Linked DNA regions of Mus musculus: all the other regions are linked to region 3. A link is a loop called in an ENCODE intact Hi-C map of the cell type or tissue named here. Cell type or tissue: left cerebral cortex. All regions are shown on one strand. Each heading gives the region's core, and the rest is flanking DNA. Links, peaks and the distances in the headings are about the cores only.

Evidence for each region. Hi-C counts contacts between places; a loop is a spot of excess contacts. Peaks named below come from ENCODE experiments on the same cell type or tissue, not always from the same donor. Only the 100,000 strongest peaks of a DNase experiment are listed, where the experiment ranks them.
Region 1: it touches region 3 in a loop (10-fold over the local background); 2 of 42 quality-filtered maps call a loop at or near these places.
Region 2: a loop joins it to region 3, with 7 times the contacts of the local background. A loop is called at or near these places in 7 of 42 quality-filtered maps.

What each region holds. Positions count from the first base shown.
Region 1 is chr5:56,612,589-56,623,801 of GRCm38, forward strand. No RefSeq gene overlaps it. Among named protein-coding and RNA genes, the nearest start is that of Gm23896, 120 kb to the right of the region's middle. In left cerebral cortex, for the core only: a CTCF peak has its summit at 5,323 (motif pointing right); no DNase peak of the experiment used is centred there.
Region 2 is chr5:58,820,520-58,831,732 of GRCm38, forward strand. No RefSeq gene overlaps it. Among named protein-coding and RNA genes, the nearest start is that of Gm40306, 36 kb to the left of the region's middle. In left cerebral cortex, for the core only: a CTCF peak has its summit at 5,640 (motif pointing left); no DNase peak of the experiment used is centred there.
Region 3 is chr5:57,707,968-57,719,180 of GRCm38, forward strand. It overlaps 4932441J04Rik (RIKEN cDNA 4932441J04 gene), which reads right to left and starts at 9,952. Exons shown (of 5, transcript NR_015588.2): 1 at 9,879-9,952; 2 at 1,728-1,787. Pcdh7 (protocadherin 7) reads left to right here and starts at 10,114. Exons shown (of 3, transcript NM_001122758.2): 1 at 10,114-11,213. The coding sequence starts at 11,138. In left cerebral cortex, for the core only: CTCF peaks have their summits at 6,132, 6,786, 7,081 and 8,698; DNase peaks (open chromatin) are centred at 6,146, 6,831, 7,404, 7,894 and 1 more place; H3K4me3 peaks cover 2,954 bases; H3K27ac peaks cover 2,902 bases.

The DNA of each region.
Region 1 (11,213 bases), core at 1,052-9,051, 1.1 Mb before region 3:
AAGACATGTAAGCATTGCTGATTTTAACTTTGCTTATCAAACACTGCTTTTGTTACCTTTTATTTATTACCCTTGTATCTATCCATTACTATCTTTCCTATGTGCTATATCTTTAATTATTCAGTTTACCACAGTGATTCTCAACACATCTCTCTTCTTTAGAAAGATGTTTTTATTTTTACAGAGGAAATTGAGATTATGAACTTATACACAATAAAAAAAAAATGAGTGCCCCAATTACTGTGCTCACTTAATTTTTTCCTGTAAATCATCACTGTTAGTTCAGTAGAAATAAAATTATTTGGCTGCATTGAGGAGCCACAAAAATTGCCTGGTTGTTTTGCAGTGCTCTTTGTGCTCTAAAGACTGTCAATAACTGACCATTTTATATAGTGGGGTGAGAAACCAGAAGGGGCTTTTGTGTGCTTTTTCTGGCTAGTTACTGTCTATGTAGCAAGAGTCAGGTATCTTTTAGTGATTTCTATCTTCTGTGATATCATTAACAGAGCAATCTCAATTTCTGAGCCTGATTCAAATAATTGTTATTTAGTTTTCTAAGGGTTAATTATTCAGTTACATTGATTATAGAATAAATGGTACTTTACTGATACATATATAAATGCAATTAATCAGTTTCACATTTTTATGTGGCATTTGTATTGGTATGTAGTATCTACTATTTTATTATTGATGCATATAGAAAATTTTGAAATTAGGAATTTTGGCCTATTATAATGTAACATTGTTTAATGTAGCAAATACAGTTCCAATTATTTTTCTCTTTTAAAACAGCCCTGTTAGATTTTATCTCCATCAAAATAAATGCTTTCATCCCATGTCTTGTGCTTCGCATAATGAGCTCTGAGTAAAGTTCCCTGGTCAAATGACATCATTTCAAGTGGATGAAATGAGATTCTAATTTTAGGCATAGTAGAACTGGTATAGTGACCTTGAAACCACAATGCACTTCCCATTGACTTATTTTATCACCTGAAAATTGGATACAGTAGGTTCCTTCTCACTCTTGGTGGTACCAAAATGTAGTTACCATGCTAGTTTAAAATGCCTACAGTCATAAGGATTTCTGCTCCAAAACAGTGAGTGTGTAAACAATCAAACCCTATACCGTGCCTGCAAACCTTAACATCATCCGTATGCAACTTTTCATCAAGGCATTGTGTCTCAGATTAACTCCAGTCTACCTGAACTTTAAAAGCCTATTTAATAGATTTTGCTTCATTTTAAATTTCCTAAAATGAAACATGCCTTTATGATAAGATTGGCAAACCCTAGAGAAATTATTTTATTAAATATAATAATTATAGATACCTTTTAAGGAGTTAGAAATAAGTTAAAATTGCTTGAATCAAATTGGAAGCACTTAATTTAGAGAAAATATGGGATAAATAATTTACTTCTACCTTACAAGACATATTGTGGGAAACTTTTACCTTTAAATGTGTTAACCAGTAGTAAACACACTCTTATCAGTTCCTTTGAAGTAATAGCTTTGCCCTGGTTTACTCCTAACATAATGTAAAATGTAACACATTTTATATGTTCTATACACATCATATAATTTTCTCTCTGATTTCTACAATTGTCATTTATTTTCTAGGTAAACATATGATCCCAAGTCAGGTAACAAAATTTGTAGATGATGGGTATATGTGTTTTGTCTCTTGTCTGCAGACATACTTCTCTCGGATGTGTTATCGAGTTCATTGCACACAATGAATAGTTTAATCAGAGATCCTTTTGTACCTCTTTCTTTGTTCATATTCTCTATGTTTAGAGTGAAATGTATGTAGATTTTATGGGCCTATACCTTATTAATAACTTTGCACATGGGAATCATTAGATTCAATTTAGAAACCATTTCATGATATTGCCATTATGTATGAGCACTTGTTCTGTCACACTAAAGACAACTGAATGCATTTCTTTAACCCTTTCAACTTAGATACTTACAATGACTATATTTTACTTTAGTTAATTTTACTTATGCAACAAAATCCAATCCAGCTTAAATATCCTCCAGCTTAATAATACTCTAAGCAACCTGAAAACACATATTAAAGAAAGAAGAAAGGTTTGGAAATTGTTCCTTGAATAATTATAGTATATAACATAATTTTAACATTTAATCTTAAGATATAAGTGCTAGGGAATTCAGGCTATGGGATACTTTATAAAATCATAGAAAACTAGATATTTCAAATTCATGCCTGCTTCTGTCTGTTCTTCTGTTATAAACTTTGTGTTACTGTCTCTGTGAATCATTACTTTTTACCTATACTTCTGTACATACTTATGATCTTGATTATAAATGTACCCAGCAACAATGCTTTTCCTTCTACATTTCATCCTGTAGTATTATCATTTACCTAAATTAGACAAAGAAACAGAGAAACAGGTCATTATTGGCTAATAAGGATTTTTGAGTTCGGGGGTTTAAAATAGGTAATTTTATGACAAATTCTAATGCACAAATGAGAGTTTTCAAGACATCATTATTTAAGAGCCAAGGAATTTAGAAGAACTGCTTCAGTATACATAAGTAGCTGAACTGCATGCACAACCCCAAAGGGAGTTATAGAATCTTGAGAATTCATTTAAAATTAGGTTACTTTTAAACTGATATTCAAAAGTAGGACATCATAACAATACTACCTGTAGTCACTGAGAGCCACCTTTGTTTATAGATATATATATCTTAGAAAGCTACCATTCTCATTTTAGAAACTGAACTAGAGTTTTTTAACTCTAAAAAAGTCAAAAAATATATTTGATAAGAGTTACTTATACTAACCAATGATAGGTGGCATCAAATGCTACACGTATTGACTTATACCAGTTTATCAGGATATACATACGTATACCTGATGTATACATGAGAAGTTCACTATATCTAAAGGTTCATGTAGAATACAAAGGCATATGTATATGTATCTATAATCTCTCTACTTATTATGTATATATATACTGAATTATTACATATAATTTCATACTAATACTTAAAATATTGTTTTCCATTATTGAAAATAGATTTTTTTCCTCACATATATATCTTGATTAAAATTTCTTCACCCTTTGGCTCCTTCTAGTTCCCCTGTACCTTACATCAAAATCTAGATCCTTTCAGTTGCTCATTAGAAAACAAAAAGCCTTTCAAAATATAAAAAATAAATTAATAAAATAAAACAATACTAACACATCTAAGTGGACAAAAAACACAGGAGCACAACAAAAGCACAAGAAACAGCCACATTCATATTCACTCTTAGGGATCTAATAGAAACACTGCATTAGAAAACATGTTACAAAGAGAAACAAAAACAAAAACAAAAACAAAACAAATATATATATATATATATATATATATACTACAATATATCTTATTATTAATATATATCAGGTTATTTAGTATCTGATGTGACTTGCTTTGTTTCTGAGTTATATGGTCAACTTTGGTGACAGCTCCTTGAGATACTAAGAAGGAATATTATTTTGTGTTTATAGGTTCAGCGTTACTCTTTAGGTTGGTTTTTCTGCATGAGCAAGAATAAAATTTGGAGAAGACTGTAATGTCATCATTATGTAATTGTAATCTCGGAAGCTTACTGCCTCTGTTTCCTAACTTAGTCCTAGTCCCAGAAGCTTCTAGCCTCCACACAATCTAATTTAGGCCCAGAGTATTCTCAGCATCTGAGTCTTACTGCTAAGTAAACTCATCATTTCTACTTCACTCTGACCACTGGCTGGCTGGTTCAAACACTGCTCTTCTGGCTCAAACTGTACAAGCTGACTGATTCAATCTGTATTCTCACAGTTTCTCACTGAATTGCTCTTTTTTGCCTCAAACTAACTCTGGCAATTTTCTCTAATCCTCTGGTTCCTCCTTATTTTCTGGCTTCAGGTTAACTATATGAACTCATGAATGAACTCAACTCAACTGCATTGCACTCAGTGCACAGGCTGCCAACTGACTTAACTGCACCAAAGGACATTGATTAAACTCAACCTACTGCCCTCTGTCTCTCTTCTCTCTGTCTCTTTCTGTCTCTCTCTCTCTGACTCTCTCCCTCTCTTTCTCCCTCTGTCTCTCCCTCTTTCCCTGAACTGATCTTACATAGCTTCACTTTCCTGTCTATCCTCTTAAGATTTGGGTACCTTCTATCTCTGACTCATTATGCCAAATCTTTCCCATATTTTTTAATTTTTCTTCTCCTCAATTAGACTTTCAAATATGGATATTTCCTTCAGTAAACTAATCTTAAAGACATTGTTTGGGATTAATAGTATATAGTAAACACATGCCTATATTCTAGCCTGATTAGCCATGTTGCTGTATTAATATTCCTCTATATTGGTACTCAAAAAATGTTATTTTTGTAGTATTATCCCAGTAGATATCCATGACCCTAATTTCTAGGTTAAGTCTCACCAAGCCCTCACTGCTAGAAAATAAACTTTTAATACCAATTAACCACATAATGTAAAGTATTTGGTTGCCAGAGTTCTGTAAAGCTAATTAGTTTGCATAGAGTAGCTTCAGTTAAAATAGAACAGGCATCTGTTTAGACTGACTTTCTTTGAAATTGACACAGTATTAGAAAAAATCTTGAATTATTAAATACATATTTGACTTTACCATGTTTGATATCAGGCATAAAAAGACTGAGAGTCCTAGTTACTCTTATTTTCCAGTAGCTTAATTAAAGTACAGACAACAACAAACACTGTGTAGTATATGAAAGAAAGCTTAATTATTCCACATTTATCTTTAGCTGACAAATGGTAAATGTAATGAAATCTTAGGAGACTTGTAGCATGGACAGTAGTAGGCTTATAAATAAATAATTACTTTTGAATAATATTATTGAAAAAAATTCTAAAGCATTAAGTTGAGACCTTAGTGATTTTGAGATTTGCTGAGTAGTCATTGTGGCAACAATATTACATCACTTGCATCATGTAAAATAACATGTTTTAATAGGTATGTATATCAAACCCTGTTTCCAGTCATCTATAATTCATCTCTGGAGTGGAACACAGGTATCCTGTATGAAAGTACAAATATTCTGTTTTGTCTCATTGATTCATGCCAAAATTCCTGAAATTAATGAACAACACAAAACCTCTAAGAGTTCTGTTGCAAAGATTTGCACTTATATTTGTTAAAAGCTAATGTTTATTATTTCAAACTTCGCATTTATGAATATATAAGCCTTTTATATTTCATTTTTCTGTGTATTTAACCTCTTCATATTTTATATAGACTTAATTTATACAACCAAAAGAGGGCAGTGCTTCATCAACTATTCTTTTACCATTTTACTTAATATTTATTTTCAGGACACTAAAAATCTATTGAGTACAAATTTTGATTTCAGGAGTAAAATTGTATTCAATATTAACAACTCTCAAATAAATATTTTAATTTTTTGAGCTCTTAATCATGGTAGTGTTCTGTTTAAAAAAAGAATATAAATAGTGACATAGAAATTTCAAATTGGGTAATGTTCTGAGTAGATATCATAAAAATTCTCCAGCATGTTTTCAATCTGTATTTGATTCTCTATTCATCTCTCTTAAAGGAATTTTTAGACTCATGAGACCATCTTGCTATTAACAGAGGATCATTACTTAATTTTAAAGAACTTGAGCCCTGTGTCTGTGCTTTTATGTATCTCAAGATGAGACTCAGTTGTAAAACTGCTTATTAATTTATTATATTTTGTTATGTTTGTAGCAAAAATATGATGCATGAATTTAATTACTATACTATCAATGTAAGGAAATACAATTTTATCTTTAAAGATAGCAGTACTGACATATCATTTTATTTTGGTTGTGGAATAACCATTAATTTTTCTTTTGAAATATTGCACAAACATCAAATTTTCTGTAATAATAATCTATTTTAATATAGTATAACATCTATGTAATATGTTTTAGATCACAAATAATTTTGGTGTTATTATTTTCAATTTATTTTATAATATTTACTTCTCCTATGACAGCATCCTAGTCTCTTGTATTATTATTCCTTTAGATGGAGAATCCACAATTATTGTATATATTTCAAATTACCTTTTAACTGAAATTCAAGAGTCTTCTTAGTTTGTGTGAACTTTAAATAGCTTAATTTCTAAGACCTTTGAGTTCCCTGATCACAGCATGTTTATGATTAATTTTATATTCGTATTTGTTATTTGGGATTCTGTAAGACTTTGTCCTCTCAGAATCTTAATATTGCAACTCATAGATTTCCTCCCCAAATTTCTTAATGTCATCATTTGGAATTTTTACTATCAAGAAAGACAGGATTCTTACTTGTGTCAGACTCTTCTTTGGAGTCTAACAAAAGCTCAACAACCAAACGCAGATGTTGTAACAATGTAGAGAAGTTTCTCCCTTTTCACACTGTAAGATCTTGGTACCATCTTCATACTATACACTAATTCTTTCAAGTCTTTTTACATTCTAGTACAATCACTCCTGCCATTGCAGAAATTCAATTCAATTGCATAAGTTTTGAGTTTGTATTGTATCTTTAACTCTATGCTTTCTGCTTTTGTTTGCCATAAAATTCCCTCTTGGAAATGGCTGGCAGAAACATGTCGTGCATAAAAGGAGAAGAGTCATTAATGTAGCAAATGGTGAAGACAGAAGTCACCACCATCAACCTCTTTTTGTTGCTTATCTTTACTTTTACAAAATCAAAGCCCCTTGGCTAACAATGGACAATTTGGAAAGAAAATTAAAGCAGAATCTAAGAGCCCCTTGCTGATGGTGTCTATTTCTTAACTTCATTTCTTAAGTTCATCTATAACTTGAGTCATTTTTAATCATAAAGTTGTGGTGAAGACTGCCAAACCATACTGAATAAAACTGTATTTCATCACAAAATATGCCCTAAAGGTAGAGTAGTAGCAGTCAAAATAAGCTTATAGAGACATCTCAATTACAAACAGAGACAGTTTGGGTTGATATTATGAGAGAAATATTCTTCTTAGTCTGTATTAATTCATATTAAACGTGTAATGCAGGAACTTGCAACATTTGGTAGTTTAGAATATGAAGGAAAATAAATAATCACACACTTCAGCTATCAAACACAGACACTATTGCATATGACAGCAAGATTTTGCTGAAAGGACCCTGTTATAGCTGTCTCATATGAGGCTATGCCAGTGCCTGGAAAATACAGAAGTGGATGCTCACAGTCAGCTAATGGATGGATCACAGGGCTCCCAATGGAGAAGCTAGAGAAAGCACCCAAGGATCTGAAGGGGTCTGCAACCCTATAGGTGGAACAACATTATGAACTAACAGTACCCCTAGAGCTCATGTCTCTAGCTGCATATGTAGCAGAAGATGGCCTAGTTGGCCATCATTGGGAAGAGAGACCCCTTGGTCTAGCAAACTTTATATGCCCCAGTTAAAGGGAAACACCAGGGACAAGAAGTGGGAGTGAGTGTGTAGGGGAGCAAGGCAGGGAAGTGTATAGGGGACTTTTGGGATAGCATTTGAAATGTAAGTGGAGAAAATATCTAATAAAAGAGATATTAAGGAAAAAATATTCACACATATACATATGGATAGACATATGGGCACACTGCCAAACAGACATACAGAAACACACACACATGCATGTGCATGTGCACAAACATACACCACAAGAAAAAACTGAGTTGTGATTAATAGACATCAAATCTGGTTAACACTGTTGGTAGTTTTCTGCCCTTAGAAAATCATCATTATTTTTTTAATTATTTATTTACATTCCATAGGTTGCTCCACTTCCTGGTCACCTATCCAAGAGTGATTAACCCCAACCACCTAAACTTTGCTCACCCATAGTTGGATCCCAAGTTGGGTCAGTCAATGGATTCCCTGTACTTCAGTCTGCCCCATTTTTCTCCTAGCATTTCTTTTAGATGGTAAGAATTCTGGGTCAAAATCTTTAAGGTAGGTTGTTGACCACATCCCTCCAGAGAGGGTCCTGTCTATCTATTAGAAGTAATCTACTAGAAGATTATACCAGAAGTATCTACTAGAAGGTTCCTTCTCTCCATTGTTGGGACTCTTGGCTAAGGTAATTCCCTATTGAGTGCTGGGAACATCTCACATCCCACATCTTTTGGACATTTGTGAGGTTCCCTCTGACTCTCCATGCCCTGGAAATGCATTTTCCCATCCATTCCCCTGGCCTTCTGGGTTTCTCTCCTGTCTTTCCCCATACCCACTCCTGCTATCCTTTTCCCCTCCCTCATCTCCTACCCAAGTTCTTCTCTCCCTCTGCCTCCAATTATTTTGTTTTCTCTTCTCAATAGTATTGCAGCATTCTCTCTTGGGTCTTCTTCCTTGTTAAATTTCTTATGCTTTGTGGGTTGTATCATGGGTACTCTGTAATTTTGGCTAATATCCACTCCGTGTACATAAGAACTTAAGAAGTTGGACTCAAGAAGGACCTAGGGGGGAAAGTGGAGGGGGCAGGAGACGGATAGGAGAACCTGATATAGTATTGGAAAGAAAGGACTGAAGCCTTGAGGGCAAGCAGAAAGAGGGAAACAGGCAATTTAGAGGAGGTTGGGGGTACCCTGCAGAATGCAGCAGAGAAGTAGGAGGTGAGAGACACTCAGGATTCAAAGGGAGGAACCCTAAATGAAATACCTGACAATAGGGAGAGAGAACTTATAGAGCCCACCTCCAGCAGGAAGACAGGGCATCAAATAAAGGAGAGGGTTCTCATCGCACAGTCAAAACTCTGACCCAAAGTTATTCCTGTCTGAAAGAACTACAGGGATAGAAACGGAGAGGAGCCTGAAAAGAAGGTCCAGCAACAGGCCCAAAGTGGGATCCAGCTCAAGGGGAGGTCCCAAGGCGTGACTCTATTACTGAGGCCATGGAGTGCTCACAAAAGTACCTAGCATGACTGCCCTCATGAAAGACACAACAAACAGCTTAGAGAGTCAGATGCAGATATTTGCACCCAAACAAATGGACAGAAGCTGCTGACCCCTGTGGTTGAATTTGGGAAAGGCTGAAAGAAACTGAGAAAGAGGGTGACCATGTGGGAGGACCAGCAGTCTCAATTAATCTGGACTCCTGAGATCTCTAAAACACTGAACCATTAAACAGGCAACATACATGAGCTAATGTGAGACACCCTACACATATACAGCAGTGAAATGCTGGGTCTGTTGTTATTCAGAGATAATGCACCTAACCCTCAAGAAACTGGGGTCCCCAGGGAGTATAGAGGTCAGGTATAGTGGAGGGTAGGGGCTAGATATATCCTCATGGAGACAGGGTGTGGGGTGGAGGTATGGGATGTGGAACAGTTGGAGGGTGGGCCTGGAGGTGGGGATAAAATCTGGAGTGTAAAAAATAACAAAATAAATAAATTAAATAAATTTTAAAAGAAAAGAATTAATAGCAAAAGCTAAAAAGAAAAAAAAAACTGAAAAAAAAAGAAAAAAGAAGTTAGACTCAAGAAAAACTCAAATAATCCTATTTAAAAATGGGGTGCAGATTTTTCCCAATCTGCTGGTTGTTGTTTTGTCCTATTGACAGTGTCCTTTACCTTACAAAAGCTTTGAAATTTTATGAGGTCTCTCTCATCTGTCAATTCATGATCTTAGAGCATAAGTGATTGTTGTTCTGTTTAGTAACTTTTCCCCCTTGCCCATGTATTCAAGGCTCTTCTTCACTTTCTCTTCTATTATTTCAGTATAACTGGTTTTTTTGTGGATGTCCTTGATCCACTTGGACTTGAGCTTTGTACAGGGAGGTAAGCTGTCTCTTGTGAGACTATGCCGGGGCCTAGCAAACACAGAAGTGGATGCTCACAGTCAGCTAATGGATGGATCACAGGGCTCCCAATGGAGGAGCTAGAGAAAGTAGCCAAGGAGCTAAAGGGATCTGCAACCCTATAGGTGGAACAACATTATGAACTAACCAGTACCCCGGAGCTCTTGACTCTAGCTGCATATGTATCAAAAGATGGCCTAGTCGGCCATCACTGGAAAGAGAGGCCCATTGGACTTGCAAACTTTATATGCCCCAGTACAGGGGAACGCCAGGGCCAAAAAGGGGGAGTGGGTGGGTAGGGGAGTGGGGGTGGGTGGGTATGGGGGACTTTTGGTATAGCATTGGAAATGTAAATGAGCTAAATATCTAATAAAAAATGGAAAAAAAATTAAAAAAGAATGAGTTAATTTGCATTCTTCTACATGTTGACCTCCAGTTGAAACGGCACCATTTGTTAAAAATGCTGTATTTTTTCCACTGGATGGTTTTAGCTCCTTTGTCAAAGAACAAGTAACCAAAGGTGCTTGGGTTCATTTGGGGGTCTTCAGTTCTATTCCATTGAACTACCTGTCTGTCTCTGTACCAGTTCCATGCAGTTCATATCACAATTGCTCTGTAGTAGAGTTTGAGTTCAGGGATGGTAATTCCTCTAGAAGTTCTTTTATTGTTGAGAATAGTTTTTGCTATACTACTTTTTTTTTTATTCCAAATGAATTTGCACATTGCTCTTTCTAACTATTTGAAGAATTGATTTAAAATTTTAATGGAAATTACATTGAATCTGTAGATTGCTTTCAACAAGATGGCCATTTTTACTATATTGATCCTGCCAATCTGTGAGCATGGGGGATCTTTCCATCTTCTGAGATCTTCTTTGATTTCTTTATTCAGAGACTTGAAGTTCTTTCATATCAATCTTTCACTTCCTTAGTTAGACTCACACCAAGGTATTTTATATTATTTGTGACAATTGTGATGGGTGTCATTTCCCTAATTTCTTTTCAGCCTGTTTATTCTATGTGTAAACGAAAGCTACTGATTTGTTTGATTTTATATCCAACAACTTTACTAAAGTTGTTTATCAGGTTTAGGTGTTCTCTAGTGGAATACTTGGGGTCACTTAAGTATACTATCATATCATCTGCAAATAGTTATATTTTGACTTCTTCCTTTCCAATTTGTATCCCTTTGATCTCCTTTTGTTGTCTAATTGCTCTGGCTAGTACTTTGATTACTATATTGAATAGGTAGTGAGAGATTTGGGCAGCCTTGTCTAGTCCCTGATTTTAGTGGGATTCTATACCTCACACCAATCATAATGGATAAGATAAAAACTCAAGTGTCAGCATGCTAGAGAGGATGTGAAGATGGGAACGCTCTTCTATTATGCT
Region 2 (11,213 bases), core at 2,012-10,011, 1.1 Mb after region 3:
TCTCCCTCCCCACCCCATCCACTTTCCTTCCCAGGTCCCTCCCTCCCTCCCCACTTGTGAATGCTTTCTTCGCTCTCTAAAGTGGGATTGAAGTTTCCTCACTTGGGCACTTCAGCTTGTTGAGCTTTTTGAGTTCTGTGGACTGACTATATCTTGGGAATTCTGTATGTTTTTATTTTGTTTTGTTTTGATTTTTTTCTGGCTAATTTTCACTTATTAGTGAGGACACACCATTCATGTCATTTTGGGTCTGAGTTACCTCACTCAGAGTGATATTTTCTAGTTCCATCCATTGGCCTGCAAAACTCAGGATGCCCTCATTATTAATAGCTGAATAGTATTCCATTGTGTAAATGAACCACATTTTCTGTATTTATTCTTCTGTCCTGGGACATCTAGGTTGTTTCTAGCTTCTGGCCATCACAAACAATACCACCAGGAACGTAGTGAAACATGTTCCCCTGTGGTATTGTGAGGCATCTTTCATGACTCCCCTCTGAAAGACCCAACAAGCAGCTGAAAGAGACAGATGCAGATATTTGCACCTAACGGGACAGAAGCAGCTGTACACCTGTTGTTGAATTAAGGAAGGCTGAAAGAAGCTGAGGAGAAGGGCAATCCTGTAGGAGGACCAGCATTCTCAATTAATCTGGACCCCTGAGATCTCTCAAACACTGGACCACCAAACAGACAGCATACAGCAGCTGATATGAGGCCCCCAACATACATACAGTAGAAGAATTCCGGGTCTGTAATCATTCAGAGATGATGCACCTAACCCCCAAGAGACTGGAGGCCCCAGGGAGTTGAGAGGTCAGGTGAGGTAGGGGGTGGGATCATCCAGGTGGAGACTGGGTGGGGTTGGGAGAAGGTGTGGGATGTGGTGCAGAAGGAGGGTGGTGTGGGGGAGGGGAATTGAATATGGAGTGTAAATAATAAATTAAAAATAAAATTTAAAAAGATATGTAATTTAATGTTCAATATAAACAACAGCAAAGGCAGATCATGTGGTAGCACTTGAGGGATGGTGGTAGGGATAGGATGTAAAATAATGGGAAAATCAGAAAATGTATCTTACATTTTATAGAAATGTGAAACATTAGAACATGAGTTACGGTGGTTGTATTTAATCATTTATGGTTAAACAGAAATGAGCTAGTCTTCTTTCAGAAGAGATGAGAAGTGCAATGTTCAGACCTCATTACAGGCCAGAAGCAGAGAGTAAAAATGAGCTAATTTAGAATGTGCTTCTGGAGTCTGAAAAAAAAAAAACGGAAAAGAACCTCAGGTGATAAGGAGCTGCACAATTCATGCAGAATACTTCTACATGCCGATGAGATCTGAGCAGTGACTATTGCCGTGTGAGTGTGAATTGTCCCTCTGCTCCACAGGGTCAGGTCATTGAGACCTTGCTATTAAGCAATGGCTCTGATTGGTGATGTAGTAAAACTTTGAGGAGGTGGAGCCAAGGCAGAGCATATAGCGCGCTGCTGATGGGCTTCATGAAGTATATCATAGCCACTCTTGTTACAGAAGTCTCTTTCTTGATTCACTGTGCCACGTAACCAGCAGATACACAATGCTATCGCTGCCTATGAGCCTTCTGTTATCCCAGCCTGCCCCCACTCAAATAAACGGCATGCTGTTTGCTTCCTAAATTTGAACCATTTCTAGAGATGTTAACAGAACAATTTTAAGGAATATTGGGAAGTGCATGGCGTTTCTTTTAAGATCAGAATTTATTGGAAGATGGTGGTAAGAAAGTAAATTTAGAGGTTTCTATGTGACATGGTCACCATTTACACTGTGTGTTCTCTTATGCAAAGTTGGACACAGTAAAAAATAACCACAATTGATGGATTTCTAAACTTCACTGAAATGTTTGTTCATTAAATCATTTTGGAAATTATGGCTAGGTACATTCTTGAAGAAATGTATTATAAATATTTATTAAATTATTATTATCCTTTTCAAAGAAAGCATCATTCATCTTCAATAGGGGGTGGAAGCTATAGAAGAGAGGACAAAAACGGAAAAGGGTGGTGATTGAAGGGGGTGATGGGAGAAAAATTTTAAAAAGACTGGGAAGAAAAAAAGTGGGAAAAGGAAGAATAGGTTGTGGGATTAGAAGCAGACACTGAATCTAGGGAGAACATGAGTAGAGTGAGAGGGAGCCTTCCCACAGGTAACTGGATGAGAATTAGAGTGGGCAGTGAGAGAATGGGCCTCATTAACATGCAGCCATAGTCCCGTAAGAAGACTTTTCTGAAGTAAAAATGACAGGCAACGTGTGCCTGAGAAACAAGAGAAACGGTGCACAGCCTGTGTGTCATGCCCAAGACAGGCATTGTGGGGAGTAATCATTCCAGTTGACAGCTCTCCACACTGGCTCTCACTCTGCACTACCAGCCCAGAACAACTTAATTGCCATCCTTTGGTTTGAGGTGTGTCAGAATGACATCGGACTGGGCTAGGGAGTGAAAGGAACCACCCCCACTTGACTGCACCAGGCTTCCACAAATCATGTCTCTGTAATTTATGGAGTGGTTCACAAAGTGAAGAGTTTAATGTTCTTTGAGATCAGGTTTAAAAACTTTACCTGAGATTAAACTTAATACATTCAATGGGGTGAAATTTTAATATGAAGGAATTTTTATGTATCTTTAAATTTAGGTCATTACTACAACCTGCCATCAATTATGCATTATGATACAAAAGACCACCGAGATCTTTGCATTAGTTTATCTTCTTTCCTGGTTAAATTTATATGTTCTACAACTGTGATTAACACAGTCTAATGAATTCAAGATCTTTAAAGAAACATAAATTTAATATAGTATATGTAGTTAAGTATTGGTATTCCTTATGGATATACCATACTTTCTTCAAAGTATCATTATATTTCCAATTGTCACTTGTGAAACAGTTTCTCAGTTGCCTCACAAGCACATTTTTTGTATTAGGTAAATGTTTACATACATGGATACACACACACACACACACACACACACACACACACACACACACACACATCTGTACTTAATATGAAGTAGCACTCCATGCATGACTTAGAAATAAGTATATCACAATTATGGAAGCTGTCTACTTCTTAAATACTGTATTCTTTCTCTTATATCTCTTTACCAAACTTGGCAAAGAGATTACATTTTATGTATTAACGTCAATCAATCTTATAAAATATTCTTTTCTACTCAGCTCAATGCATAATTTCTCTGCCTCGGTAACTAGCTTTTCATTGTGTGGAATATTGTTTATAGTACTTTCCCATTTCTCCTGTGTTTTCTAAAATTCTTTTCATCTTTCAACAATTAAATCTTAGGAGTCCTGATCCTTGAATTTTTACTTATTTCCACACAGAAAACGAGTCTATCTTTAGTCTCTGTTTTAGTCAACAAATTAATTGTATTTATATATTTTTTCATATTTTAAAATAACCTGCAAAACATGTACAGTTCCTGTTGTAGAACATTGTCTTGCAAAAATATCCTATAACTTTAGTTAATTGCATTGACTGAAGAAAAGAGAAAAAAATGTCGCCTTTTTACACCCTTTCAGTATATACAGAGGTGATGATAGCAGCAAGTGGTGAACACAATAATAGCAAACTTACTCATGGTCTTATATCATAAGGACAAGAAAAACTAAGGAGTTGAAAGTAGGTTTCTAATTTATTTGATGTGAGGAAAAAAAGGGATACAAACAGTGTGGTTATAAAACTACCTTCTAAACAATTGAAGCCCTCTTTTCACTTTCAGTTATGTACAGTCTGACAGTTGTCTTGACACTATTTACTTAGGTAAGGTTGTTGAAGAATACTTGCTTTCCATCATAGGGTGAACATGAAAATATCCTGCAGATGTTAGTTGTCCCAGCGCAACCAATGATTCTGTCTGAGGTCATGATATTTAACGCCTCCAGTCAAACTCCAGTTACATTTTCAAGTTGTTTGCATAAAACTAACTTTACAGATTTACTTTAATTTTCTCTGGGCCATCACATGAAACCTCTCAAGTCTAAGAAGTGCCGAAAGGACTCGTTGTTATAAGCAACAGTAGTGTTTGTAAACAGGCTATTGGTACAGGGATGTTATCAGATTTGAACTATTCAGTTCTGTTTTGCCATTAAAAATGTAGCCATGGAAATAAGGTAAATATTTTGATAGTCTAGCAAAATATGTAGGAGACAGTTTCTTTTGTCTTTTAGTTTAAAGTTGGTAGGAAAGCCTTTGACACATGCATCTTGTCTTACTTTTAAGCAATTTTTGAAGGTAAATTCATTATTATTTACTTCATCTCTGGAAAATTCAAAATTTCCTCAGATACTAAAACCCTTTCTGTTTTTTACTGCCTTCCTTTATTTTCTTTTTGAAACTTTTGCTTTTTTAAATTTCCCCATTAATTTATCGGTCATTAAAGCATTTTTAGTAAAAAAAATAAGTTATTCATTAAAATAACTTCCATGTCTATAACTATGACTTTTCTAAAATATGGGTAAATTACATTATGAATTTATATAAGGTAAATAGAATGTTGCAGCAAAGTGAGTGCTTATTTTTCCTAGTCTTGCCACTACCAAGATTGTTTATAAGTTATGGTTTAGATAAAAATTACTCTAAACTGACATAGAAAATAAGTACTATGCAAGAAATAATTGAATTTAACAAAAAATTTCATTTCATGTAATATTTAGAGAGTGTAGTTTGACTGCTAGCATTCGGGTAAAACTTAGTGGAAAAAGTATTTACATAATTTCAAGTAATCACTTCTAGATTAAGAATGCGTTTCAGAAGAAAAAACTTCACTCTTTTATCATATGGGAGTGAAACAGAGACTGCAAATTTAAGTGATTACATTTCATATCATAAGTATGTTTTAACAATGACATCACCTCCCTAGAGATGATACTCTGAGCAACACATGTAATTAGATGTATGAAATTCTTAAAAGGAAACAAAAGTATATGCAAAAAGGGAAGAAAACAAAACTAACTCTTAATCAGTATGAAATCATTACATAATAACCATGTAAATAATATTGAATGAAACAAATTCCCGGAACACTGTGTGTCTATTCCACATTTGCCCTGTCTCTCCATACACATCTATCCATGTGGATTTCTTTACCTCTCTCATTTTTCCTTCTTAATTGTGTGTGTGTATGTATGTATGTGTCAGCCTAGTAAACTATTCTATATCAACAAAACTCAAAGATGTGGCATGTACATTTTAGTTTGGCTTGGGAAATACTTGCTGGGAATACTTGGGAAATACATTATGTGATAACTGATACATTAGAAAATTAATTCTATGTTGAATAATTTCAATGTTTCGATATTTAATTTATTATTTATTTCCATTCTAGTTTGCAATGATTGTGAACTCTATGACAAAAATAAAATGTCGCCCTTCTTTGGTTTTGTAGTGATTACTGGTTACTCACTTGCGCTTAGTTTCCCTTGGATCCAGATGTCTAGAATATTCTTTAATGCCTGTACAGGAGACCACGTTGCCACTTTGAAAACAGTTTATATCTAATATTGTCAGTCCACAAAACTGTTTCTGCCATCATCAGTAAACCAGTTCAACTGAATCAGCACATTGTTATACCTATATGAAATGCTTCTTCCAATCGCCCCCTGCTGTTAATATCAGGGATAACTTTACTTACTTCTTCCTTTCAAATGATCTCTCCTTCCTTCCTTCCTTCCTTCCTTCCTTCCTTCCTTCCTTCCTTCCTTCCTTCCTTCCTTCCTTAAACTACTTTTTAGAGTTTTACAAAGTGTATCTTTATCACATACTTTTCTACTTTAAATTTTTTCCTGCTTTATAAAATATATAGGGTAAGTCATTTGTCTTTATCTCCTTGTTCTTACTGAAAATATTATCCTTAGAGCCTCCAATTGGTTTACAGAATCTCTACTACAATTTTTGTAAAATTGTCTCATCTGTATGAATTTTCCAAACTCAATTTCAGTTTCAGACATCCAGCAATCTCTCAACAATATTAACCAGGATAAAATATGCAACTTTCCAGCTTAATAGATCAGCATACAGCCTGATGCTTAATATACAAATTAGCTTGTCTTCCTGCATTTATTGACTGTATAAATAGAATCTGCATTACTGGAAGTCTGAGGGTTCATGTTCATTCTGTTGTTTTTTAGTCATCAATATTTAATAAATGAGAAATCCTACTAGGATTTCCCAGTCTTCTTCCATGCAGTTTTAATTAATCATTGTACCTAATAATTATGCCTTTAGAATGTCACAAAGGAAAATACATCTTCTATATTAAACTCCTGAATATTAACAGAGACCTAGTTATTTATGGTTTTCGTTAGATTATCATATATTCCTGTCTGATTCAGAAAATTCATTGATATGTTTCTGTGTTCTAGCACTGATAATTATATGTATATATTTTCCAGACTTGTTCAGTCCTCACTTTTTTGTCAGAAACCCTTAAACTACACTATAAACTGCTGTCCATACCATCTTCACTGCATAATTTCTGTAATGTACCTCTTCATTGGACATGTAAAACATATGTAACCTCTTCTTTGATTGCTTCATTTCCTACTTGTGGAAACTGTGACTCTGGAACACAATTTCTTTGTATTATCAGTTCTTTCTACCTTGCTATTCTTTTCCTGAGTGGTTATCTGGTAGATTTCCCTGAACATTCAGTGCAGATGCTGACCTTCAGGGAAATGATAATGGAATTTTCAGTTACTCTTCTGTATCTTCATTTGATTTCAGTTAATATAGTGTGGGTGTAGTAATTATTTTGTATCCACTACTATCAACATGTAGTGTGTGTGTGTGTGTGTGTGTGTGTGTGTGTGTGTGTGTGTTGTGGCTTTAAAATTTCTAGTGCTATTTAAGCTTCTGCTTCATTACTTGCTCCATTTTGCTCAATGTGTGTGTTTGTGTAAATGTATGTATTTATATACTGATTTCTATGGCCAGATATCTGGTCATGGTCTAGAAGATAGCATGGTCAAGAATCACTGGTGTCAATGTTATGTGAAAATTGTTTTCCATCACCTTTGATTAGCTAACAAAAATGCTGATCTGATTGAATAGCTGAGCAGAAGAGAATAGGGCAAGACTTCCTAGCCCAGCCAAAGTGGCCCAGAATGAGAGAGGGATGGAGAAAGAGAGAGGAGAGAGAGACAGAGAGACAAAGAGACAGGAGAGGAGAGGAGAGGAGAGGAGAGGAGAGGAGAGGAGAGGAGAGGAGAGGAGAGGAGAGGAGAGGAGAGGAGAGGAGAGGAGAGGAGAGGAGAGGAGAGGAGAGGAGAGGGGGGAGAGAGAGGAGAGAGAGGGAGAGAGAGGAGAGAGAGAGAGAGAGAGAGAGAGAGAGAGAGAGAGAGAGAGAGAGAGAGAGAGAGAGATTGGCATAAAGATGATGTGAAAGGACCACCAAGAGGATTCTCTATGAAGTCACAAAGAGAGAAGAACAGCCAAAGAGAGAACAGCCATCAGTATGTACATGGACAAGAGTGAACCAGGGCAAGACTAGATTGCAGGTAATAGCCTAGTTGGCTTAGAATAGATCCGTTTAGTGCATGCCCCTTGTTAATAAAAATACCAGATCTCTATGTCATCTATTTTGGAGCTAAAATGGGTTAGAGATGCCATAAAAATACTCTGCCATTATTTGGGAACAAATGGGGCATAAGTAATTACTGCAAAGAAATACTTTTGCACACACAGACAGACACCCCCCAAAAAGGTGTGCATGTGTATTCTTTTTTTTTGTATTCACCAACTTATTGTTCATGGAACCTATTGGACATCCATCCAGCAATTCACTGACATTAGATTTACTTGTAGGTATTCTTCCACTTTCTGATTTTACAGTAGGCTTCCATCAAGCCTTATAAATTACTTGCCATTCTCTTGGTGAATTATTCAGTCATAATAACCAGATGAGAGTTACTGATTTGTTTGAACTGACTGGTATCTTCTGGAGACACACAATGAATTTCAGCACTCAATTATAGTGTGTAGTAATAATATAGTACACATTTATAGAACAAAATTATTATTTAGATTTTGGGTAATAATATTTCTTTGGTCTGATAAAATGTTTTAGACAAGGATCAAAACTGCAGATCAACTTTTGCAAAGTCATATATTATGTAAATTGTCCTTAATCATTTAATTAAGCAAGTTAGTATAGTCTGAGAACAAAGAACCTCATTGTGGGTAATATGTCTATAACAGTAGTAGTTTCCCATCATCATCTTCTTTAAAGATGATGAAACAATGTATAAAGATTGATTCCTTGATTATTCTGTCAAACAATTTAATTTTTTTTAAATTAAGGAGAGGGTGTTATTAAATTATTCCATTCTAAACATATTTTTCAAAAAGATCAAAGGAAAACACTTAATTTTAACATCCGAAAAGTTAAAAGTTGGGATTTTCCTCAAGTCTCATAAGTTTGAGAATTAAAATATACAGCATTGATCATGAGATTTTCAAATCGTTTCATCATATTGCAGAGGACAAAATATGACAAACACAGCCAACCAGGGCAAGAAGGCTAGGCAGGATCTCTGGAAGAACACCTGTACATTGGTGTAAGCCTTTCATTTCAGGAACTGGGAGGTAGAGGCAGATGAATTCTGGATCATCCTTTGCTACATGCTGACTTTAAGGCTAGACTGGGCTATTTGAAACCTGTCTTAAACAGAGAATGTCTATTCAGCTTCTTAGAACACAGTATAGATCAGTGATTGGCAGCTTTTCATCTTAAAAATATTTCTGACCATATTCTGTATATATAATTTTACACATATTTTTTTTCTAAATTTTACTGTATCATGAGCATTTTCAGGGTTTCAAGATCTATTTAATCAAAAGTAAAATAAAATCCCTTCATAACATACTGTTTATACACAAGCATTACAATTCAAATTTTGCCCTGAAATATTTTTGCTAACATACAATGTAATTTTGAAAGCTATGATATTTTGAGAATGTCCAGATGTTTTGGGATATCCAGATTTTTTCATACAAAACACCTTTGTCTGAGTTTTCAAATTTATATTCTCATCCAGATGTTTGGAAAACAAGATCGCTACATTAGTAAGTAAAGAGAGCCCATAGTTAATGATTTAAGCTCTGAATTTTTAATACTGTAAAATAACCTCAACAGTCTAAGTTATAGCAAAATTTGATGCATTAGTATCTTATGAAACTTTTGCCCTGTGAAAGCCAACCTTCTAGAACTTTAGAGTGGAACTGTAGTTGTGTAATAGAACTAATTACAGCCATGTTTGCATTCTAGGAATTCAAGAAATAGAAGTTTATTTTTAAATGCTCTTATTACAAAATGTGTATATTCATTTTCCTGCCATAACTGGTTTATCAGTGAATTAGATTTAGCAAGTTTCCCTTATTCAATATAGTTATTTTAAATCTTTATATTTTTACAAATGTAGGGTTCCAGTTACTGCATAATATATTAATTATTCTACCATTAATTTTTAACCCTTGATAAATGCTAATTTGAAAGACTATCAAATCAGGCACAAACTATGAGTGGCTTTAGTGTTGTTAATTACTTTTTAAAATTATTTCTTTTTTTTTTTTTTTTTCCATTTTTTATTAGGTATTTAGCTCATTTACATTTCCAATGCTATACCAAAAGTCCCCCTTACCCACCCACCCCCACTCCCCTACCCACCCACTCCCCCCCTTTGGCCCTGGCGTTCCCCTGTACCGGGGCACACAAAGTCTGCGTGTCCAATGGGCCTCTCTTTCCAGTGATGGCCGACTAGGCCATCTTTTGATACATATGCAGCTAGAGTCAAGAGCTCAGGGGTACTGGTTAGTTCATAATGTTGTTCCACCTATAGGGTTGAAGATCCCTTTAGCTCCTTGGATACTTTCTCTAGCTCCTCCATTGGGAGCCCTGTGATCCATCCATTAGCTGACTGTGAGCATCCACTTCTGTGTTTGCTAGGCCCCGGCATAGTCTCACAAGAGACAGCTACATCTGGGTCCTTTCGATAAAATCTTGCTAGTATATGCAATGGTGTCAGCGTTTGGATGCTGATTATGGGGTGGATCCCTGGATATGGCAGTCTCTACATGGTCCATCCTTTCATCTCAGCTCCAAACTTTGTTTCTGTAACTCCTTCCATGGGTGTTTTGTTCCCACTTCTAAGGAGGGGCATAGTGTCCACACTTCAGTCTTCATTTTTCTTGAGTTTCATGTGTTTAGGAAATTGTATCTTATATCGTGGGTATCCTAGGTTTTGGGCTAGTATCCACTTATCAGTGAGTACACAGGTGACAGCAGATGCTGGCGAGGATGTGGAGAAAGAGGAACACTCCTCCATTGTTGGTGGGATTGCAGGCTTGTACAACCACTCTGGAAATCAGTCTGGCGGTTCCTCAGAAAATTGGACATAGTACTACCGGAGGATCCAGCAATACCTCTCCTGGGCATATATCCAGAAGAAGCCCCAACTGGTAAGAAGGACACATGCTCCACTATGTTCATAGCAGCCTTATTTATAATAGCCAGAAACTGGAAAGAACCCAGATGCCCCTCAACAGAGGAATGGATACAGAAAATGTGGTACATCTACACAATGGAGTACTACTCAGCTATTAAAAAGAATGAATTTATGAAATTCCTAGCCAAATGGATGGACCTGGAGAGCATCATCCTGAGTGAGGTAACACAATCACAAAGGAACTTAAAATTATTTCTTAACATAACATAAATTCATATATGGCTAATTTCATATAATTGTTCAGGGATATAAACAAGAATTTACATTTTACAGGATAAAGTTTAAAGAAATAAGTGTTCATGATCCAGTATAATGGTAACTTATCAACATTAACAATAAGTAACAGTTGTACAGCTCAGCTCATTTTTCTAGGATTTTAATGTCTATTACCTACTATTACCTAATACCTTTTCAAATTTCAAATATAGTATAAAATTGTAAATTTTCTTGTTTTACATTTTCAAAATAAGAAACTAAATATTAAAATTTATTATGTATTAGAAACCAGTTACAGTTGACACCAAACCCTGTGACTGGATAGTCACTAAGGTGGATTTTCAGGAAATTTCTATGAAGCTTATTAATCAACCACCATAAACTGTAGGAGTAGAATGGCTCCCCTTGGCAAAAGAAAATGAGATTGAGATTATTAGAAC
Region 3 (11,213 bases), core at 1,145-9,144:
AGCCCAAAGAACTCTGAGCACAACCGCTTAGAATTTGTTGTTTTTATAACAGAATTTTCCTAGAAAAATAAAAGCCCACAAGATTAATTAAATAAGGTTATATACAGGAGAACAATGGTCTGAGGGTCCACATATGGGTAAAGCTCTATACACTAATTATGTTAGTCTTCCATCACCATGGGAGTTGTTTACGATAAACCAGTGCAAAGTTTTCAAATCTAAAAGATCAACACTGAATCCCCTGGTCCAAGCCATTTAGTAGGTATAATGCCTCTACATCTTTAAGTTCTTAGATTTCAACATCCTCTCCTATCCAATGTAATAAACAATGTTCATAATCTAATAACTTCGAAAACTGCTATCTGATAATCTTCGAAGATTAAATGTTAACCATATGGAGTGTGTTAAGACTGGTGCCTGGCACAAAAATGAACCACAATATGCTAACACTTTTTGTTATTAAATCTAGTACTGTTGTTCAACATCCATGAAATGAACAAATAGAACACTCAAGTTCCAGGAGTCTATTGCTCAGCAATAACACTTTCCGAAATGCATTGTCTGTATAACTAGCCTAGGTCTCACCCTAGTGTTAAAGGGTCAGGGACTTGGACCAGGTCCAGGCAGGCAATGTTTTGGCTCCCATAATCCCAATTGACAGATGGTACTCAGTTGGCAGAAGGACTAGTCTAGAGGGTCCAAAATGGCCTGTCTCCTCTTCTAGCTGACTTAATGGATATGGGAAGAAGGTGGACACGTCCCTAATTAAGGGGAAGGGATACATGAGAGTTGAATTTTGGGGAGTATATTTTATTGTGAGGGACAAAAAGTGAACTTAAAACTCTGTAGCTATAGATTCCCAAGTGTTATCAGCTTGAAGTAGACCTTTATGTGTTCCAGGTTTCCTAAGCCCTTTTAACATCATGTGAAGCCACCTCAGCATAGTGCTGGTGCTCAGAAGGTAATTTGGCTTGGTAATATGGTGTCTCTGTATTCCAGAAAGAATGGTCTTCTGGGGGCATTAGCACACTGTAACTTCTACTGTTTTCCATTGGTAAAAACCAGTCTTCCTTTGTTAAAGGGGAGGGAGCAGAGAATGGACAGAGGAGGCAGGGGCATGGCTATCTGTACACATCACAGGTGTCCTGTATGTTTTCTGTATAATGGTGACTGCAGGAATTGGGGGTGGGGTTGGTTATTCAAGACAGGGTTTCTCTGTATACCCCTGGGTATAGACAAGGCTGACCTAGAACTCACAGAGATCCAACTGCCTCTGTCCCTGAGTGCTGGGATTAAAGACAAGGGCTTGCCTGATTTGCAGGATTTATTTTATATTTAAAACACATGTTTTCAAAAACTGGGATTTTCATTGTTTATCTGCTACCTTCCTAAACAATTACAAGAGAGAGAGAGAGAGAGAGAGAGAGAGAGAGAGAGAGAATCTTTCCTAGTAAGTATTGTCAAAGAGAATATTTTTCTTTTAGCTTCTTAGGTTTGATTTTTGATGGTGTAAAAGGAACTGACCAAAGGCAGATTAGCAGAAAATACAAAACAAATTTAATTTCCAACATATGCACAGGGTTTGACAGAGAAACCCTAGGAGTTAGCTGGCAGCAGGTGGGGCTTCTATACCATCTTAATAGGGCGTGTGGGAGGGCACAATTGTACTTCTGGAAGAGCAAAAGACAGGGTAATAAATGGAAGAGACAATAGTTTTATGACAGTACCTGAGCATCTTATCCAGGTCCTAATACTGCCGACTTTTCCACTTCTTCCATGAGACTTACCTAAGGGGGAGAGGTGCATGAGAGTTGAATTATTTGGGGTCTATTTTATTGTGAGGAACAAAGAGTGCACTTAAAACTCTGCAGCTGTGGATTCCCAAGTGTCATCAGCTGGAAGTAGATTTTTTTCTTTTTTTTTTTTTAATCTTTTTTTTAATTAGGTATTTTCCTCGTTTACATTTCCAATGCTATCCTAAAAGTCCCCCATACCCACCCCCCCCAATCCTAGATCTTTATGCTTCCCATGTTTCCTTAGCCATTTTAACATCAAAAGGAATCTCTCTCTCTCTCTCTCTCTCTCTCTCTCTCTCTCTCTCTCTCTCTCTCTCTCTCTCTCCCCTTTCCTTCCTCCCTTCCTCCCTCCCTCCCTGCCTCCCCCTCCTCCTCCCCCTCTCCTCCCCCCTCCCCCTTCCTCTCCCTCTTCCTCCAGAATTTTGCATGTCTTTGTCCGCTTTCTGAGTCTGGACCTTAAACGTTGATTCTGCTCTGACCCTCTTTTCGAGAACATAGCATAACACATCCAATGGCACTACACATTCTATGCCTCTATAGTTTCTAAGCTCACAAATTTGGTGCTGGGGAAATTCTTAAAAGCTGGTACATTATGGGCTCAATGCCACTTAACCATGAACAAAAGCAAGTGTGGATCCACAATAGTACAGCTTAACACATTCAATCCATATATATTGCTTTCTCAACTCTACCATTTGCAGAATCCTTTAAAAAGTGACCTAAAAAGCAGGTGGCATTTTAAACACCCTTTAAACCATAGGTGTGACAAGGAGGAGCCTGGATTGGAAGGAATTTTAGTTCTTAATCTCTTGTAACTGGAATTCTTACACTTAAAAGTATCAAAGTACTTGACTACGAAGCACCCCTCCCCAGTGCTGCTTGAAAATCTTGAGGATGCTGGTGTAAATGAGAACTGCTCTAAGTTCCAACAGTATCACAAGCTTGGGAGTAATTCAGGATGGATGGAACAAGGTTCATGACGACTAAGGAGAATATTTTGGGGAAGTGAAAGGAACACTGGCTTATAGAACTTTGAAAATCATGATTTTATAGGAAAAAATAAACTGGAAATGAGAGTGCTACCTAAAGTTAAAAGATACCTTTTCAAGTTCACTGTATTTTGCCCTCATCTCTGGTATTTTAAAGAAGGTTAGGAACAATGCTTTTTCTTTGTTGGATGAAAAGACAAGCTTTATAGCATGGGAAAGGCAGAGGTGGGTTCGACTTTTTGCCCTGCAAGTAGAGGGATATGATAAAGCTATATCTAACATCTGGAGGAAGAAGCCGAGAAACCTTCAGGAAAAGAAAAAGGAACCTAAATTCAGTGCTGAATTTGGGTGCACATTGATGACCAAAGAAACTATTACTAACCAAATCCGTTATTAACCATTGCTATCACTTACTTATAGAAAAAAATAAAAACCTAATGTTTTCTTAAATAATCAAACTGAATTCCCACATTTGCATCTTATAAGGCTGTGTGACAGTTATAACACTATTATAGGCAGAGTTTCTGCTTTTTTTCCCCAGTCAGTTGGAGACAATACTAAGAATTTGCTACACACACAAAACAGGAAATCAACGACAGAACCACAAATATAAAGACTTCTCTTTATACTCATATCCCACTGTCATCTGGCAATACTTTATTAAAAGCCTTGTTCAGGGTGTTAAACTCTTTAACGTTTCCAAATAAGAGAAATAGCTAACAATGCCCATGTAAAAAGCTATCAGGTGTGTGTGTCAACACTTTTATGAAAAAGTTATCTTGCAAATAGAACTGTATGTCTACCCATCACCGAATAGTATAACTGAGGTTTTATATGGTTCCTCAGATGAAACCTGTGGTGTCAATCTTCATAAAATCTTTTTAATCCACTTTATTTGGAAGGAGTCTTTAGATGAGAACTGAAACAAGCAGCTAAAATATAGTGCTGGTTTCCAAAGAGCATGCCTGTCTGAAACTCATTGATGATCCCTGGATATTGGTTCTAGTGAGATTAGTAAACAGCTTTTCTTACAGAGAGGTAAGCTATTTAGTTCAGCCAGCCACTCAATTCCCCTTCCACTCAAGTGGCTCAAAGCTAGCAAAGAGATTCATCCTGCCTGCAGGGGTCCCAGAACTGGTAGCTTAACTTAAGACTAGAGCGCAAGTCAGTGAACAGTCTCAATGATAATCGTTGGAAATTTCATGATTGCTAAAGTAACCAATTATTGTTTTAAACAATTCTGACCCAAACAATGTGGGAAATTAATATAAGGAATGGAGTTAGCATTTTAGAGCTAATTCATAGTTTTCAGTGGTTTCTTGTTCAAGCATGGTCATTTGTTTTAATGCAACCTTTACTTGGGTTATTTTAATGAGATCCTCCTCCCCTCAGATCATATATATATATATATATATATATATATATATATATATTACATATATATAGTTTATTTATATATTATATAGTTTATTTATATATGTTTTATATATATATTTTTTTTCATCAGTGTTAATTGCTTACAGTTATGTCTGAAGTATCCTGCATCTATAATGAAGAGATAGCACATGTCTCCAGTTCATCCTGCAGGCTGCACTGGCACATTCAAATTTGCCATAGTGACTGACAAGTAATAGCTTCAAGTGATGCTCAGTAGAATGCACTGCTTTTAAACTGCCAAAAGTCTTTCCCCAAACGCTTGCCTACATTTGGCAAAGTCCCTTTGGCTTTCCAAATTCAGATTGTTGAGAATGTGTGAAAAAAATTATAAATTTGAAATGTCCCATAAATTGTTGTAAATAAGGCACAATGTCTCTCTCAGTGTAATTAGTTGGACCTTTTTTAATGTGACGCATAAGTTGGAAACCTGTGTAGATCGAATATTTTTGGCAAATTAAAACGGTATAAATGGAAAAACAACCAACCATAAATCTTTGCCAATTTTAAAGTAGAAATCTTTTCTATCAAGTTTCTTAAATTATTTTAAAAACAGTCTAATGATGGATACTTCGCTCCTTCTTAGAATGGGGAACAAAACACCCATGGAAGGAGTTACAGAGACAAAGTTCAGAGCTGAGACAGAAGGAAAGACCACACAGACACTGCCCCACCCTGAGTTCCATCCCATATTCCACCAAACCCAGACACTATTGCATATACCAGAAAGATTTTGCTGACAGGACCCTGACATAGCTCTCTCTTGTGAGGATATGCCAATGCCTGGCAAATACAGAAGTGGATGCTCACAGTCATCTATTGGATGAAACACAGAGCCCCCAATGAAGGAGCTAGAGAAAGTACCCAAGGAGATAAAGAGGTCTGCAATCCTATAGGGGGAACAACAATATAAACTAACCAGTACCCCCCAGAGCTGTGCCTCTAGTTGCATATGTAGCGGAGGATGGCCTAGTCGGTCATCAATGGGAGGAGAGGCACTTGGTATTGCGAAGATCATATGCCCCAGTACAGGGGAATGCCAGGGCCAGGAAGCGGGAGTGGGTGGGTTGGGGAGCAGGGTAGGGGAGAGTATAGGGGGCTTGGGGGATAGCATTTGAAATGTAAATGAAGAAAATATCTAATAAAATGCCTTAATTAAAAACATTCTAATGAAATATAAAAATCACATAGTTTACAAATTAATGTTTATATAACTAAATTTTATCTGCAAGGATATATTTTTTTTAACCTTTGAAAACATGGTATCACACTGGCCTTGTGTCTGTGTTTTACAGTTAGCCAATAGGCTGTAAGAATCAGTTTTGTGCAGCATCTAACTTGTTTTCTTTTACTTCTGTAATGTATAGCTTACATACAAGATTTAAATAGCAGAGAAGATGTTATTTCTTGGCTAGAGACCAATTAAGTAACCACTGATGGAAGCAGTTGCTACCTGCCTAAAAGGAAGTCTGTGGTTTCCTTATTTAAACTGCTGAGTTTTAATGTCCATCAAAAGGCTGTTATCACAATGAATTATTCAACCATTTCAGTCTCCCACACTTTAGTACTACAACCATGGATTTCAAGCTGAAAAAAAAATGTAGCCAAAAGTCTCTACCCAAGAACTCGAATCGTTTTTTTCTGATTGTTTGTTTGTTGCTTTTGTTTTTGGTACTAGACATTTACAGATTGTTATGTCTGCTGTTTAAAAGTATATGCTTAATGGGTAAGTGTTTATAAATACTGAGAAAGAAGACTGACATATTAAATTTACCAAAAGTAGCTAGGACAATCGCTGATGACGTAGGAACAGCCCGCAGCACCTGGAAGAGGGCCTGGAAGAAAACCTTTCCTTAAAGATGAAAGGTCACTGCGTTTGGAGATGTCGGGTGTCATTTCCACTGTTTGTCCCTTGGTGGAGTTCTTGAGTCACTTTCTCTCTTTCCCGTGTACTTAGTGCTTTATATTTCTCTCCAGGACTGGCTAGCATGTTTACTGTATTTAACCTTTTTCTCGCATTCTTGTGAATAATAGAGCGTCTATTATAAATGAAAGACTCCCGACCCTGAAACCCTGCCGCTGGCACTTGCTTCTTAGCCTTACTGAAAACTTTGTTGTCCTTACTTTTTTTTGCCAGTCTTCATTTTTAAAAGGCTTAAGCCACTTAAGGGACCCCCAAATACTATCCCTGCCACCCTGCTCTGTCACCAACGTTCTTAACTGAAAAAGTACTTGAACTGTTAAGTTTGGAGGACGGTGTTTGGCAAAGAAAAGCACTCCGATTTTTCTTTGACATATATTAGCATGGGATATCTGGATTTTAATTAATTTCATTTTTATGTCTGCTTTATTTTACATGTATGCTTATCACGGGGCATTTCCTTTTAAATAACAAAGAAAAGATCGTAAACGTTTCAATCTTCCCTAAAACATTTTGCTCCCTCCAAATGATGACGTCCTGTTACTGATGAAGGCAGTCTTTAGAACACTACTCCTTTTCGGTTTTGTCTGCCAGAGAAGCCGCGGCGGCGGCAGAAGCAACTGCAACCTCTTTAATTTCTTGCAGCCGGTTACACTTTTTGATCCCATTTCCTCGTGAACCTTGCCTCTCAGGTTGAGACGATAAAAGCAGCCTCGGGTGTGAGAGACCGGGTGGGGTCTGTGGGTGGGAGCGAATCCGGATATCACATTCCCCTGGTGAGGTCTGCTACTGGGAGGATTAAGTCCCTGGGTTCCATTTAATGAAATTGCTGAGCACTTGTGACACTAGCTCTAAGACTGCGGAAATGGGGCGGGGGGGGGGGGGGGACGGGACTACTGCTCGCCTTCATTCACCCTGCACACGGGCTGGAGGCTACAGCAGTGGTGTGAGCGCCCAGACAGGGGGCGGAAGAGGATTGGGAGCAACGGCCGCCGCAAGGGCGCTAGGAGGGTGTCACCCCCTTTACCTCCCTTTACCCCACTTTACCCCCCTTTACCCTCTTCCCGCCCATTCCATTCTCGTCCACAGGAACCGCTGGGGGAGGGGGAGGCGGCAAAGGAGCTGCCACTTCTCTGGCGGAAAGGTCGGAGCTGGCGACTGGTGGGGGAGGGAGCAGAGCAAGGTTTCCCGGCCCAACAGCAGCCTGGCCGCGCTGCTATCCATGCAACACACGTCGGACCCATTTCCCACGCTGGCTTGGCTCCGCGGCAGAGTCGGTGGGGATAAGTGGGGAGGGCGAGAGGAGGTTACCTCCCTCTCTCAGAGGAAACCACTACAGTGTGAAGGACGCGCTGCACCCCTGTCCCCTAATCGTCGTGGGGAGGAAATATATGCAAACTCTAGGCAAGAGTAGACCACGCAGTCCCTCCCTCCACCCTTGTCAAGAGCGGCGGGAAAATGCTTGAAGAGGCAGAGGAGGGTTATTCAAGTTTATGGTCTGACAAGGGAAGAGGGAGTGCATAATGTCTTTCTGCCCACACGATTGCTTGAAGTTTGCAAAATTCTAGTAAGGCGATGAGGGGAGTGAGTGCCACACTACCACGCATCGGAATGCACAGCGCAAAGCCTCGCAGTGGAGGTGACGTCCCCCTTCCCATTCCAGTCTGGATCGGGAGAAAGCTGGCATTCAGATAAACCTCTATTCTTCCAAATGTGAGGGGGACATCGCGTTACTGCCACTTCGTCGGCCGCTGAGGCGCTGCGGCGCCAGCCCCCTCCTTCAGACTGCGGCGGTGCGCACTGAGCCTGCGCGCCAGGCTTTTCTCGCTGATGCTGCAGATACAGAGCTGAGAGCTCTGGTGGCGGCGGCCGGAGGGTTACGGGGAAGGCCGTTCTCGCCGAGGAGGAGGAGCCACCCCTCCCGGAAAGATGCTGCTTTATGGGACAGGGAAATATTCGTTAGCTCCTGGCACATACTACTCACGGTTCCGTCCTCCGCGCTTCCACCCCCGCCCCTCCTGGGAGAGCTTTTGGAAACCACTGTCGCTCCCCCGCCCCCAAACACACTCCTCGCCGCGCTCCTCCAAACAACCGCGCGCTTCCTTTGCTCCTAGACTTTATTGGTGTTTGACTTATTTAAGTCATTCTGCCTCCTCTGGTCTCAGAGTAAAATTGATTCCGTGAGCATTAGATCGGGCATGCAAATTCGTCTTTAAAGGAACCCTTAAATTCCTAGCAACATTCTCCGAGATAGTAAGGACCCGACACAAACTCCACCTACTACCTTCGTCTTTTCTTAATCTTTCGGTAGAGGGTCTTTATTTTGACAGTGTGAAATACATGAGAAGTGGGCTTCGGTTCGAAATACACCACCAGCCCTGAGATCTGACTTGGCAGACTGCGGTGGTCATGAGTGAGAACCGGGGAAGCCTCACGCCCGGGAATGGCAGGGAGGATCACGAGGCACAAAGTCAAAAGGAGAGAAAAGAGGTTAAGCATACTCGGTACACAAAGTTGCCATTAAAGTTTATTTCCCTTATATCCAGATAGGTGACGCTACACTTTGCCGGTTACTAAAAGCTGCAGGCTCTGCTTAGAAAATAATACCCAGGCTTCTAGCATGTGTTTTATTCCCCAGGCGCGTGCACACACGGTCTATCCCCAGTGAGAGCCGGATGACAGGAATTCCAAGCATTTAAACAAAGGCAGGCATTCTCCCCTCCCCAACCCAGACCTCCAAAGTCTGGGCTCCAAAAAAGGATCCTCTCTGGCTCTCGTTGGAGTTTGATGCTCTCTCTTCACTACTGCAGCCCGTCACGGTTTGGCAGAACACAAGCTTGGCTTTCGGAACTCAGACATCGACCTCAGCCTACCAGTAGCAATTCACTAACCCAGATGCTAAATTGCGAAACGAAGACACGTTGCGGGTGGGAGTTGGGGCGGGAGGGGGGCATCGTCTGAGGGTAGACGTGGGAGGAAGGTATACTAACACCCTCACTTCAGCTCTTACCCACGCAGCCGGGTTTAGTCTACCAGCCCTAGAGGGGGAAAAAGAATCACCCCACCCCCACCCAAACTGCCTAAGGAGACTAGACTTTGGCTTATCGGGGCTGAGATTGGGCAGTTCTCAGTCGGCCCCACGAAGCGAAGCCTGGCTTCGGTGAGCGCCGCGGCTGGCTAGTCCTTCCTCCCGCCTCCCTTCCCTGGGCCCTCCTCCCTGGTTCTCTGCAACTGTGTAGTTTCGGATACCGCCGCCGCCGCTGCAGCGTCGGAGTCAAGTCTGACTCCGGAGCCCGCGGGCTTTCCGCAACAACCACCAGTTTATGCAAACTTGCGGGTTTCCGGCTAGTGGGTAGCGAGAGTAGGAGCTTCCCCGGAGCGATTCGGTGTCTCGGAACAGCCACAGCCAGAGAGGCGGCGGGAGCGCGCGCACCAGACTCTGCTAGACGCGAAAGCGGACGAGACAACTGCGGAATTCACCCGCCGCGCCAGGGCACTTCCGAGACAACAGCCGACTGGCACTTTTTCTCCCTTTGGCAAACTAGATTTTTTTTTTTTAAGCTACTTGGCAGCTCTGTTTGACTCCACCTCCCCCTCCACCCCCGCCCCAGTGGCTTTGGCTTTTCTTTGGAAATCCGGACAGAATTGGGCATCTTTGTTAATTGCCGTTAGGAGTGCCCGGTCGTGAGCTTTCACCGGGCCAGTGTCGCGCGGATGCACGGAGCCAGGCTTGCTCACCTTTGAACTGCAAAGGGATCAAGTTCAGCTCGAGTTCCCCGCATTGAGACTGGAAGAAGCTGAGAGACTGTGCTGGAGAGAGTGAGAGAGGGGGGGAAAGGGGAAAGGAGAGGAGGGAGGAGAGAGAAGAGGAGGGAGGAGAGAAAGAGAAGGAGGGAGGGAGGGGAGGGATCGAGAGAGAGCGGGGAGAGAGAGAGAGGCTGCAATCTCCTCCCTGAATCGCGCACAGCGCTGCAGATCCCACTGCTCCAACACGCGGGCCGAATGCAGGTGAGGGAAGGCACGGACTCTGCGGCTGAGAATCCAAACTTGGGCACCGCGCGGTGCGCACGGTTCGGCTCTCGCCCCCGCGGGCGAATGGTTGCTGCGGTTTCAGGCGGCGGCTTCGTGACTAATGACCTTGCGCAGAGTTGTTAAGAAAAAAAGAGAAACCGGAGCTCTTCGGGGTGAGAAGCGACCGACTCTGGGCGTCTCTGAAGATGGCTCGGGCTGCTCTTTGGCGCGCCGGGAGCACCCGGTCGCGGACCGAGCTGTGACGCGAGGCGTCTTTTCGCTGCACCTTGCCCGAAGCGACCTGCCGTGGAATTTTTCATTCAAGATATGTTGAGTGGCTTCCCGGCTGCTTAAGAGGAGTCAGAGTTAAGACTGGCTTGTTGCTCGCCCCAGAGCCTGAAGCAGGAAGCGGTTCAGGTTTGTCTGGACCTCGGGAGCCTAAACAGAGCCTGGGTCTAGAGTGAGTAGCTGGAACGTGAATTGGACTTAACTCGAGTAGCAGTAAGGACTAACGCTGCTGTCAGGCGGGGAAGGCTGCAGGTTTGTTCTAGTCCGCTACCAGGCTCCGCCGCCCTCTTGCAGAAGCGGTTCCGGCCCCTTCCCAGGGCTTGGAGACTGGATCTCAGTATCTTCCCACTGCGGGGATGACTTTGTGGGGGCACCGAGCCCGTGGCGCGCAGTGTCCCGTGAACTGTGAGTACTGCGAGTAAACGGTGGCCGGCGAGCGGGCGATTAGCACCCATTGCATGAATTATGAAACAATAACTTTCGGAAGAAGCAGGAGGAGAAAAAAAGAAGCATCTCTAGCTGCCCCCCTCCCATCGGCCGACTCTACGCGCTACTCTGGCCCCCTCCCTCCCCTCCCTCTCGTTTCTTCCTTTCCCGGAGAGGAGGACCGAGGGGAGGGCAGGCGGCCAGCCCCGGAGGAGGGGGGTGCCGAGGGGGGTTGTGGTTAGAAGGAGCAGTAGCAGCAGCAGCAAGAGAAGATGCTGAGGATGCGGACCACGGGATGGGCGCGCGGCTGGTGCTTGGGCTGTTGTCTCCTTCTGCCGCTCTGCTTCA